Regions from separate parts of the Homo sapiens genome. Here region 1 is linked to region 2. Evidence: chromatin contacts called from ENCODE Hi-C or POLR2A ChIA-PET data. All regions are on one chromosome and are shown on one strand. The core of a region is the stretch at or near the end of the contact, and the rest is flanking DNA. Distances in the headings are between cores, read along the strand shown. Region 1 has its middle 21 kb from the start of PPP2CA-DT. Region 2 has its middle 54 kb from the start of PPP2CA-DT.

What was found. Hi-C counts contacts between places; a loop is a spot of excess contacts on that map. ChIA-PET counts read pairs that join two places held with the same protein, here RNA polymerase II (POLR2A). Pooled maps may share reads with other maps.
Region 1: a map of PC-9 shows a loop between it and region 2 (5-fold over the local background). The contact joins two enhancer-like sites. A Hi-C loop is called at or near these places in 14 of 168 maps with a recorded cell type or tissue (Caco-2, Calu3, HAP-1 and 10 more) and 4 of 50 pooled maps. POLR2A ChIA-PET finds 5 or more read pairs at or near these places in 14 of 52 experiments (A549, CD8-positive, alpha-beta T cell, Caco-2 and 11 more).

The regions. Positions count from the first base shown.
Region 1 is chr5:134,244,532-134,249,826 of GRCh38, reverse strand. No RefSeq gene overlaps it. Among named protein-coding and RNA genes, the nearest start is that of PPP2CA-DT, 21 kb to the right of the region's middle. Within about 2 kb of position 2,811, at least 10 of the 41 ENCODE cell types and tissues checked have a DNase peak (open chromatin) inside an H3K27ac peak, as active enhancers do; they include PC-9, where a contact is called at or near this core.
Region 2 is chr5:134,278,053-134,283,037 of GRCh38, reverse strand. No RefSeq gene overlaps it. Among named protein-coding and RNA genes, the nearest start is that of PPP2CA-DT, 54 kb to the right of the region's middle. Within about 2 kb of position 3,242, at least 2 of the 41 ENCODE cell types and tissues checked have a DNase peak (open chromatin) inside an H3K27ac peak, as active enhancers do; they include PC-9, where a contact is called at or near this core.

The DNA of each region.
Region 1 (5,295 bases), core at 1,562-4,061, 33 kb after region 2:
CTAGCTTTCGGCTGAGGCAACAGGGCGAAACTTTCTCACTCACGTGTTCTCAGGCCCCAGCTGAGAAGGGATGGAGCACTGCTGGTTGTTGGGGCTGGCCCATTCACCTGCGCAGTCTGAGCAGCTTGTGGGAATTCTAGAGATGTCAGATCTTCATGGCCGGGCGTGGTGGCTCACGCCTATAATTCCAACACTTTGGGAGGCCGAGGTGGGAGGATCACCTGAGGTCGGGAGTTCGAGACCAGCCTGACCAACATGGAGAAACCCCGTCTCTACTATAATGCAAAAATTAGCCAGGCATGGTGATGCATGCCTGTAATCTCAGCTACTCAGGAGGCTGAGGCAGGAGAATCGCTTGAACCTGGGAGGCAGAGGTTGCAGTGAGCCGAGATCACGCCATTGCACTCCAGCCTGGGCAACAAGAGCGAAACTCCATCTCAAAAAAAAAAAAAAAGAAATGTCAGATCTTCTCTGTTTGCATTGTTCAATACTTCTGGAAAGTTTTCTTTAGTAGAAACCTTGTATAGTAGTTGGGAATGGATAACTGGCAAGTGTGGCTTGGATATAACAGGTAAGATTTGATTATTTGGAAGTTTTTTTCAACTAAATGGACATTAGCACTTAAGATTCCACTTCCCTTGGCCCTATAAAAGTGGCTAAGAGGCTGGGTGCAGTGGCTCATGCTTGTAATCCCAGAACTTTGGGAGACTGAGGCAGGCAGATCATGAGGTCAGGAGACTGAGACCATCCTGGCTAACACGGTGAAACCTCATCTCTACTAAAAATACAAAAAATTCGCCAGGTGTGGTGGCACGCATCTGTAGTCCCAGCTACTCAGGAGGCTGAGGCAGGAGAATCACTTGAACCCGGGAGGCAGAGGTTGCAGTGAGCCGAGATCGCACCACTGCGTTCCAGCCTGAGTGACACAGGGAGACTCCATCTCAAAAAAAAGAAAAAAGAAGATGAGCAGTGAACAGGCCCACACTCCAGGGCCCAGAAGGACAGACATGTCCCGTCATTTGAGCTCTTGGAATCCTAGGCAGGCTCTCAGTCCTAATTATTACTCTAGAAATAGGTGCTTTTCAATCATTAAGAATACAGAATTATAGCTTGAAAGTATAACACCTAGCCACCCTTCTGAAGTTTTCCCCGATATAAAAGGAGCCCTGGCTTTTCCCTGCTTGCAGGCAGGCAATCCTCGAGTATAGCCTATGTGAGATCCCCGGCTCTGTCTCCTTGAAGAACTCCAGGATGAGATGAAGTTCCCATCAAGTCCTGTGCCCATAGCCTAGTCCAACCTTGTGTTTCCTCTTTTGTCAAATACTTCCTCAGGAGCCAACTCAAATCTTCCTTGCCTTAATTTGGGCCTATTTCTGGATTAGTCATATGGTAGCATAACTTCTTAATCATTATTAAGTAGCTGCTCCTTGAAAAATTTTTATGAGCTTTGAGCCTCTCAGGAGAAAGATATTTTAAATCCAATAAATAAATACACAAATAAACAAACATGGCACACTTTAGACTTTGAATCAAGTCGAAGGGAGGATGGTAAAGGTAGCCTGAGAATCCAAACTCAAAATGAGACCTTGCAATGAGCTACAGGAGCCGATTCTTCAAGATAAAAGAGCAGGGCCTGGGCTGACACAGCAGGGAAAGATGCTGACTCTGGATTCACATGGAGTAGAAGCCAATGCTGACCTTTTTAAATGGAACATCAAGAGCCCAAAGATGTGAGTTAGTTAATGACTCTGAGGATATAGGGACGGGGATCTAACCAAGAGACACTGCAGGAACAGGTAGGCTCTAGGACCCTGAGGGGGTGATGCATTTCTGGGGCAAGGGATAGAAGGGAATAAAGCCATGCTGAGCCCTTCAAAAAGGATAGGTCAGGCACCACTGGATGGTGGATGTCTTTGTCTTAGGGGAACCATCCAGGCCATTTGTGAATCCCTGTGTCTGTCCTGTCACATAGCAGCCGTCTCCAGGTTTTAACCTGTGCTCATCTTTCTGCATGCCGAGCTTATATTATGGTTTTTATGTTTAGGTCCCCTTGGTAGTAAATATCTTCTGGATTCTGATTGTTTGTTTATGCACATACTGGTGTATACCTTTCTCCCTCTGTTCCTTCATACTGTTTTACAAAGCCCACCTCCTTGCTTACTTATAATTGCCCATAATAATGGTCATAGCTGTGGTATTCAGAGTGATTCACATCCTTGCGTAATGGGCTGTTACCCAGGCTTATTGTAAGTCCTGAGGTGTAATTCTAAGTTCATGAGCACAAGAAAGATAGTCATTGTTTGATTTCTGGGATCCTCTTTCAGAAATCACCTGAAAAATTCATTGATTCCTTCCGAAAACATCATGAATTGTGTCTTCTGTCTTCTTATAGAAGTTATCATTGTGATTATCCTCATTTGACATGAGAAAACATCAGCATGAAAATGAGTAACAGCTCTCTTTATAATTTAGGTGCTTCATTTACCTCCATACATGGTTGTTTTAAGAGAGCTTAAATGTATCTGAATGGAATTCAGATCAATTCAAGAATTCTAAGAATTTCTGATGAGTTTTAAACCTTACCAGTTTAATAGAACTGTCCTGGATGGCTGAATCTATGCCTGTCCTGGTGTCCTTCAGTGGGAACTGTCAGTCTCTATTTGTGTCTGGCACAGGTTGCTCACCAAAGGGCAAACGCAGGATGGCTCAGGACCAGAGCTCCACCACTTGTGGCAGAGCCACTCAGAGCTGCTGACCTGGGTATATGAGGCCAGTCACATTGCTTGTGTTCTACACATGAGAAGACAGTAGTGTTAAGGGAAAAGATGTTTCTCTGTCATCTCCAAGACAAAGTGGGCGAGTGCAGTACCTTGGCCTCAGGCAGGCACATCTGCTCTACCACCAGTGTGCTGCAGCCATACCTGACTTTCCAGTTCCTGTGGAACGCACATAAACTGTGTTGTCTGCCCATGTATAAAGTGCTCTTGCAATATGGCACTGATCGGTCAAATTAAGTATACGCATATTCTATGATGAGATTTCTGTGTCAATTGACACCCTCCCCTTTCCTATACCAACCAGGACAGATGTTGCAAACAGAAACCTGGTGGAAGTGAGAATGAGGGGATGTTTGTTTGCGGGGCCACGTCCCACAGTTTTACAGACTATATCCTCAACTAGGCTCCACCTGAGGGAGTGAGTAGGAGCTGAAACCCAACCTGAGCTCCACATTGCTGAACCTTCAGCTTTACTGTTGGGGCTGCATCCTTCAGGAGGAAAAGGTGCCTTTTTTTTTTTTTTTTTTGAGAAGAAGTCTCGCTCAGTTGCCCAAGCTGGAGTGCAGTGGCACGATCTTGGCTCACTGCAACCTCCGCCTCCTGGGTTCAAGTGATTCTCCTGCCTCAGCCTCCCTAGTAGCTGGGACTACAGGCGCACACCACCATGCCCGGCTAATTTTTGTATTATTTTTTTTTTTAGTAGAGATGGGGTTTCGCTATGTTGGCCAGGCTGGTCTCGAACTCCTGACCTTGTGATCCACCCACCTCGGCCTCCCAAAGTGCTGGGATTATAGGTGTGAGCCACCATGCCTGGCTGAAAAGGTGCCTTTTCTGAGGCACATAAATACACCATATAAGCAAGAGACTGCCTAAAGATTCCCACATGGGCCCAAAATGAATCACACATGTGGCTGCTTATGGTAGCATTGTCTTGGTGGTGGGAAGTTGGAGGCACTTGGGGGTGCCCAGTACTGGGGAAGCAGAGAGGACAAATGTGGCGGGTGCACACTATGGAGTACTCTGCAGCAGTCAGAATCATGGACTAGATGTTTACATAGCAAGATGTATAGGGTTTGTTTTTGTTTTTGTTTTTGTTTTGTTAAGACAGGATCTCACTCTGTTGCCCAGGCTGGAGTGCAGTGACATGATCTCAGCTCACTGCAGCTTCGACTTCCTGGTCCTCCCACTTCAGCCTCCCAAGTAGTTGGGACTACAGGCAAGCACCACATGCCTGGCAAACTTTTATATTTTTTGTAGAGACAGGGTCTCACCATGTTGCCCAGGCTGGTCTTCAACTCCTGAGCTCAAGTGATCCTGCTGCCTTAGCCTCCCAAAGTGCTGGGATTACAGGCATGAGCCACCATGCCTGGCCTAACATACATAGGTCTTAAAAACAAAGTGAGAAGTGAAAAAAAGGAAGACAGAATGAGATATATAACACAATAATACTAATGTAAATTAAAATACATGCAAACCAAACAACACACTTGTAAGGTACATGGATGTGCTTTGGTCAAGGATAGACCAAGGTAAACATCCTGCATGACTCAGTGGGATTGGCATGCCGGTGCATAACTCCATTTGTAATATAATCACAGTTATGTAGCCATAACATGGGAAGGCTCATCACCTAGCTCGGAGCCACTATTGTTCGTATAAGGTACAACTGCCTTGCTGACACTGTGCATACAGCACACACCCAGAGAAAGAGAGAGAGCCAAAGCTCTCCATCTAGTAGATGGACAGAGGGGAGCCAGGGCTCGGCTTGACTTGTGCCCAGAGAGAGAAAGAGTTAAGCTGCTGACCCCATAGGGAGAGCTGGCTGTGCAGCTGTGTGTGGGAGCGGCAGGAGCCGCAGAGCCAGAGCAAGCAGCCAAGACAGAGACAGACGGTGTAAGAGAGCCGCTGAATAAAACCATACTTCATCTGCCTGCAGCCCTCTGAGTGTTCTTTCAGCTATCTGCCACCCATCCACCCACTGCCTTCGGACCTCAGCATGGACCAGAACCTGACCCTGGGCATGACAACACTTCACATGAATGCATACATACAAACCAAAAAAAAAAAAAATATATATATATATATATATATATATATATATATGTATATATTTGCACCATTGCACTCCAGCCTTGGCGACAAAAGCAAAACTCCGTCTAAAAAAAAAAATAAAAGAAAAGTAAGGGGCTTTGGATGGACTGATCATAGTATAATGAGCCATGAACTGAAAAGTGCGATTAACTTAATACTCTATACCTGAGCCCTAATAATTTCTTTTTTTTCTTAAGTGCTCTGGGCCTTGCCATTTGACGTTTTCCTCGACCCAGCTGTTGACCACTAGCATGGCTTTAACAGCATGATCATAGCTTTTTAATAATCTTATTGACAGAAATTTACACCTGGATTCTGTGAGCTGTCTTATAACACGCTGACCTTTATCAAACTCAGGGATATATGATGCTGTCTTGCTCTTTTGCTATCTTGCTCTTTTTTTTTTTTTTTAAGAGACACAGGTCTC
Region 2 (4,985 bases), core at 1,993-4,492:
TCCTATGAAAGGCAATCTCCTTTTTTTCTAGGTTCCCATATTCCATTGTTTATACTATGTTTTACATCCTGCTTTGTGATGCTAGTTACCTCTTAATTTGTGTGTGTCATCAACAAAACTATTAGTTCTTGGAAGTTAGAGTTGTCAAACCGTTATCACCCAACCCCCAGTGCCTTTATATGATTATGTACCTTAATGTGTATGGAACAAATAATTTAAATTCAAAATGACCTTGGTAGTTTGGAGACTTATTGAAGAATTAAGGAATAATGTTAAAAATGATCAGTAATACTGAACCCGGGAGGCGGAGGTTGCAGTGAGCCGAGATCGTGCCACTGCACTCCAGTCTGGGTGACAGAGCGAGACTCCATCTCAAAAAAAAAAAAAGAAAGAAAGAAAGAAAAAGCAATCTACTTTTTCATTTCTGGAAATATGTGTGGTGGGTATCTGATTAAATGTATACTGCATATCCTGAAAAACTCCAATTGTGAAACCTCTCATCAAAGGCCCAAAGTTACTGGTGGTTTAGAGCACTGGTTTGAACAGGTCACCCAGGTGGAAGGAGATAAACCTAGTAAGCAAGTTTGGAAGTTATGTTGGAGACTGTGCATGAAGTCGAGCCTGTAAAAAGTGTTACCCTAAGTAAAGAGTGAATTAGAAAAAAAACCTACTCCTCAAAAAGAGGAGGCAGAAGAATTGCTTGAACCCGGGAGGCGGAGGTTGCAGTGAGCTGTGGAACCACTGTACTCCAGCCTGGGCGACAGAGCGAGACTCCATCTCAAAAAACATGTATATACATTAGGACACAGAAATAGTGAAAATATATGTTAGAAAAGATATAACAGGCAAACAGGGAAAAAAGTTAGTGTGGCTCTATATTATCAGGAAAAACAAATTATAAAGCAAAAAACTTACTGTACATAAAGAGGGACACTACATATGATTATTTAATTCACTGAGAAGGCATAAAAGCCAAGAAGTTTTTGCACCAAAATATATAAAGCATAAATTTAGTGAACATGAGAACTTGAAGAATCCATTATCATAGCATGATATTCTTAATACTTCTCTTTCAGTAACTGACAAGGAAACAAAGAAAAAGTATGGATGCGGATTTGAATAACACAATATTTAAGTTTGATTTAATATATAAGAAAACACTTTGCCCCAATATGAAAAATAACCCATATAAACCCATCTATATGATTTTTTTTTGAGACACTGTTTTGCTGTGTTGCCCAGGCTGGAGTGCAGTGGCATGATCTTGGCTCACTGCAACCTCTGCCTCCTGGATTCAAGTGATTCTCCTGCTTCAGCCTCCCAAGTAGCTGGGATAACAGGCATGCACCATGATGCCTAGCTAATTTTTGTATTTTTAGTAGAGACGGGTTAGTCATGTTGATGAGGCTGGTCTCGAACTCCTGACCTCAGGTGATCCACCCACCTCAGCCTCCCAAAGTGCTGGGATTACAGGTGTGAGCCACTGCGCCCGGCCCCATATATACGAAATTTTAAAAAATACTTTCTGAAGGTGTCAAAGAAGAAATAATAATGGAAATTAGATAATAATTTCCATATAATAATACATAGAAAATGATAATAAAATAATACATAGAAAATGATAATAAAAATGCAGTCTCAAAACATATGGCGTAAGATACTTATGCTTCTAGATATGATAGTTTGCAACAAAATTAAACATCCACTGAGAACCACTAAAGCCAGGTGAAATGCAAGAAATTTCTGTTTAAAGGCAGAGAGCTGATGATGTAATAGTGATTTGAGGGGATAATTCCAGAGAGTTGAGCTGATGGTTTGCAGTGGCTTTTTCCTGGGGAATATAGACTGATTCTTGAAACAAGAAAAAAACTGAGAATTCAGACTTAGCTCTGGAAGAGGGCCCCTACTACGGTACAGAGAAACTAACAGAACTTTCTAGTAGTTTCATACAGCTAGAGTGACAACATCAGAGACATGAACAGTCTGAACACATAGTTTGTTTCCCCTTCAAGACAGAGTGGAAAGATCTAACCTAAGTATAATTAGGTTCCCATAAGAAGAGGAGAGAGAAAATAAGGCAGAAGCGCTGGCGTGGTGGCTCACGCCTGTAATTCCAGCACTTTGGGAGGCTGAGGCAGGTGGATCACAAGGTCAGGAGTTCGAGACCAGCCTGGCCAATATGGTGAAACCCCATCTCTACTAAAAATACAAAAGTTAGCCAGGCACGGTGGCACGTGTCTGTAGTCCCAGCTACTCGGGAGGCTGAGGCAGAAGAATCGCTTGAACTCGGGAGGTGGAGGTTGCAGTGAGCTGAGATTGAGCCACTGCGCTCCAGCCTAGGTGAAAGAGCAAGACTCTATCTCAAAAATAAATAAATAAAATAAATAAATAAATAAATAAATAAGGCAGAAGCAATATTTGAAGAGAATGTCCAAAAATACTACCAAACTGATGAAAGACAAAAATTTATGTATTTAAGAAGCTCTGTAAACCCCAGGCAGGAAAAATACAAAGAAAACCCCACCTAGGCTGGTCATGGTGGCTCACACCTGTAACCCCAGCACTTTGGGAGGCCGAGGTGGGCAGATCACTTGAGACCAGGTGAGACCAGCCTAGCCAACATGGTGAGACCCCATGTCTACTAAAAATACAAAAAATTAGCCGGGTGTGCTGGCGTGCACCTGTAATCCCAGCTACTTGGGAGGCTGAGGTGGGAAAATTGCTTGAACCTGGGAGGCAGAGGTTGCAGTGAGCCGAGACAGCACCACCGCATTCTAGCCTGGGCGACCGAGTGAGACTCCGTCTCAAAAAAAAAAAAAAGAAAGAAAACCCCACCTAAGCACATCATAATGAAACTGCTTAATTCAAATATAAAAAGAAAATCTAAAAGGCAAGAAGTCATGTTTCCTTTAAAGGAGCTGATCTCAACAAAAATGATGAAATCCAGAAGACAATGAAATGACACCTTTGAAGTACTGAAAGAAAATAGCTGCCAAGCTAGAATCGTATATTCTGTGACAAAAATGAGGGCAAAATACAGACTTTTCTTCTTTTTAAGACAGTTTTACCCTTGTTGCCTGGGCTGGAGTGCAATGACATGATCTCGGCTCACTGTAACCTCCCCCTAAGCAAACATATAAGCAGAAAGAATTTATTGCCAGAAGATCTGCCTTAAGATAAAAGCTGAAGAGAGGTTTTTTTTTGTTTTGTTTTGTTTTGTTTTTGAGACGCTCTGTTGCCCAGGCTACAGTGGTGCAATCTCGGCTCATTGCAACCTCCGCCTACTGGGGTCAAGTGATTCTCATGCCTCAGCCTCCGAAGTAGCTGGAATTACAGGCACCTGCCACCACACCCAGCTATTATTATTATTATTATTATTATTGGTACATACAGGGTTTTACAATGTTGACCAGGCTAGTCTCGAACCCCTGACCTCAAGTGACCCTCCCACCTCAGCTTTCCAAAGTGCTGGGATTACAGGTGTGAGCTATTGTGCCTGGCCTGAAGAGAGTTCTTAAGGCAGAAGGAAAATAGTCCCAAATGGAAACAGGAAATTTGAAGGGAATGAAGAATAACAAAAGGGGGAAATGTGTGAGTAAATATAAATAAATATTGACTGTAAAGATTAATCATAGTAATATGAGGGCTTAAAATATATGTAGAATTAAAACTCATGACTCCAATAAAGCAAGAAGGAGAGGGCAAATAGAGATAAAGTGTTCTAAGATTTTAGCATTATCAGGGAAATATTAAAATAGTAATTTGTATTAAACTCAAGTCAAAGATGGTAAGTATAATTCCAACTGTATTAGTAATTACATTAAAACAAATAGAATAAATACTCCAAATAGAAGATGAATATTATCAGATTGGATTAAAAATTATCTAACTATAACCTGGGTATGGTGGCATGTGCCTATAATTCCAGCTACTCAGAAGGCTGAGGCAGGAGGATTGCTTGAGGCTAGGCATCAAGGCCAGCCTGGCCAACATAGTAAGACTCCAATCTAAAAAGAAAAGTTAAAAAAACCCCAGCTATATGCTGCATATAAAAAATATCTTAAGTATAAGACACTGAAATGCTCAAAGTAAAAGTTGGAAAAAGTATAGTGTGCAAACAATAATTGAAAGAAAGCTGGAGCTGGGTGCGATGACCCACCCCTGTAATCCCAGCATCTTGGGAGGCCAAGGTGGGGAGATCACCTGAGATAGGGAGTTGGAGACCAGCCTGGCCAACATGGTGAAACCCCATCTCTACTAAAAATACAAAAATTAGCTGGGTATGGTGGCGCATGCCTGTAATCCCAGCTACTTGGGAGGCTGAGGCAAGAGAATCACTTGAACCCGGGGGCGGAGGTTGCAGTGAGCTGAGATCACACCACTGCACTCAAGCTGGTGTTGCTGTTTATTATCAGAGAGAATAGCTCTTAAGGCAAGAAGAATAACTAGAGATAGAAAGGGACATTTTCTAATGATAGAGTCCAGTTCACAAGAAGATATAACAATTCTAAATATATATGCACTGAATAACATAGTTTCAAAATATATAAGGCAAAAATGGACAGAACTAAAAGGAGAATATAGACAAATCAACATTAATAAGGTAGATTTAACACAACCTTTCAATAGTTGATAAAACAAGCACATGATAAATCAGTAAAGACATAAAAATCAAAATAACACAGTAAACTTGACTCTGTTGACATAATAGAACACTGCACTGAGGATAAGAATATATATTAAAAAAAATTTTTTTTTTGAGATGGAGTTTTATTCTTATTGCCCAGGGTGGAGTGCAATGGCGTGACCTCGGCTCACTGCAACCTCCACCTCCCAGGTTCAAGTGATTCTCCTGCCTCAGTCTCCTGAGTAGCTGGGATTATAGGCATGCACCACTATGCCTGGATAATTTTTCATATTTTTAGTAGAGACAGGGTTTCACCATGTTGGCCAGGCTGGTCTCAAACTCCTGACCTCATGTGATC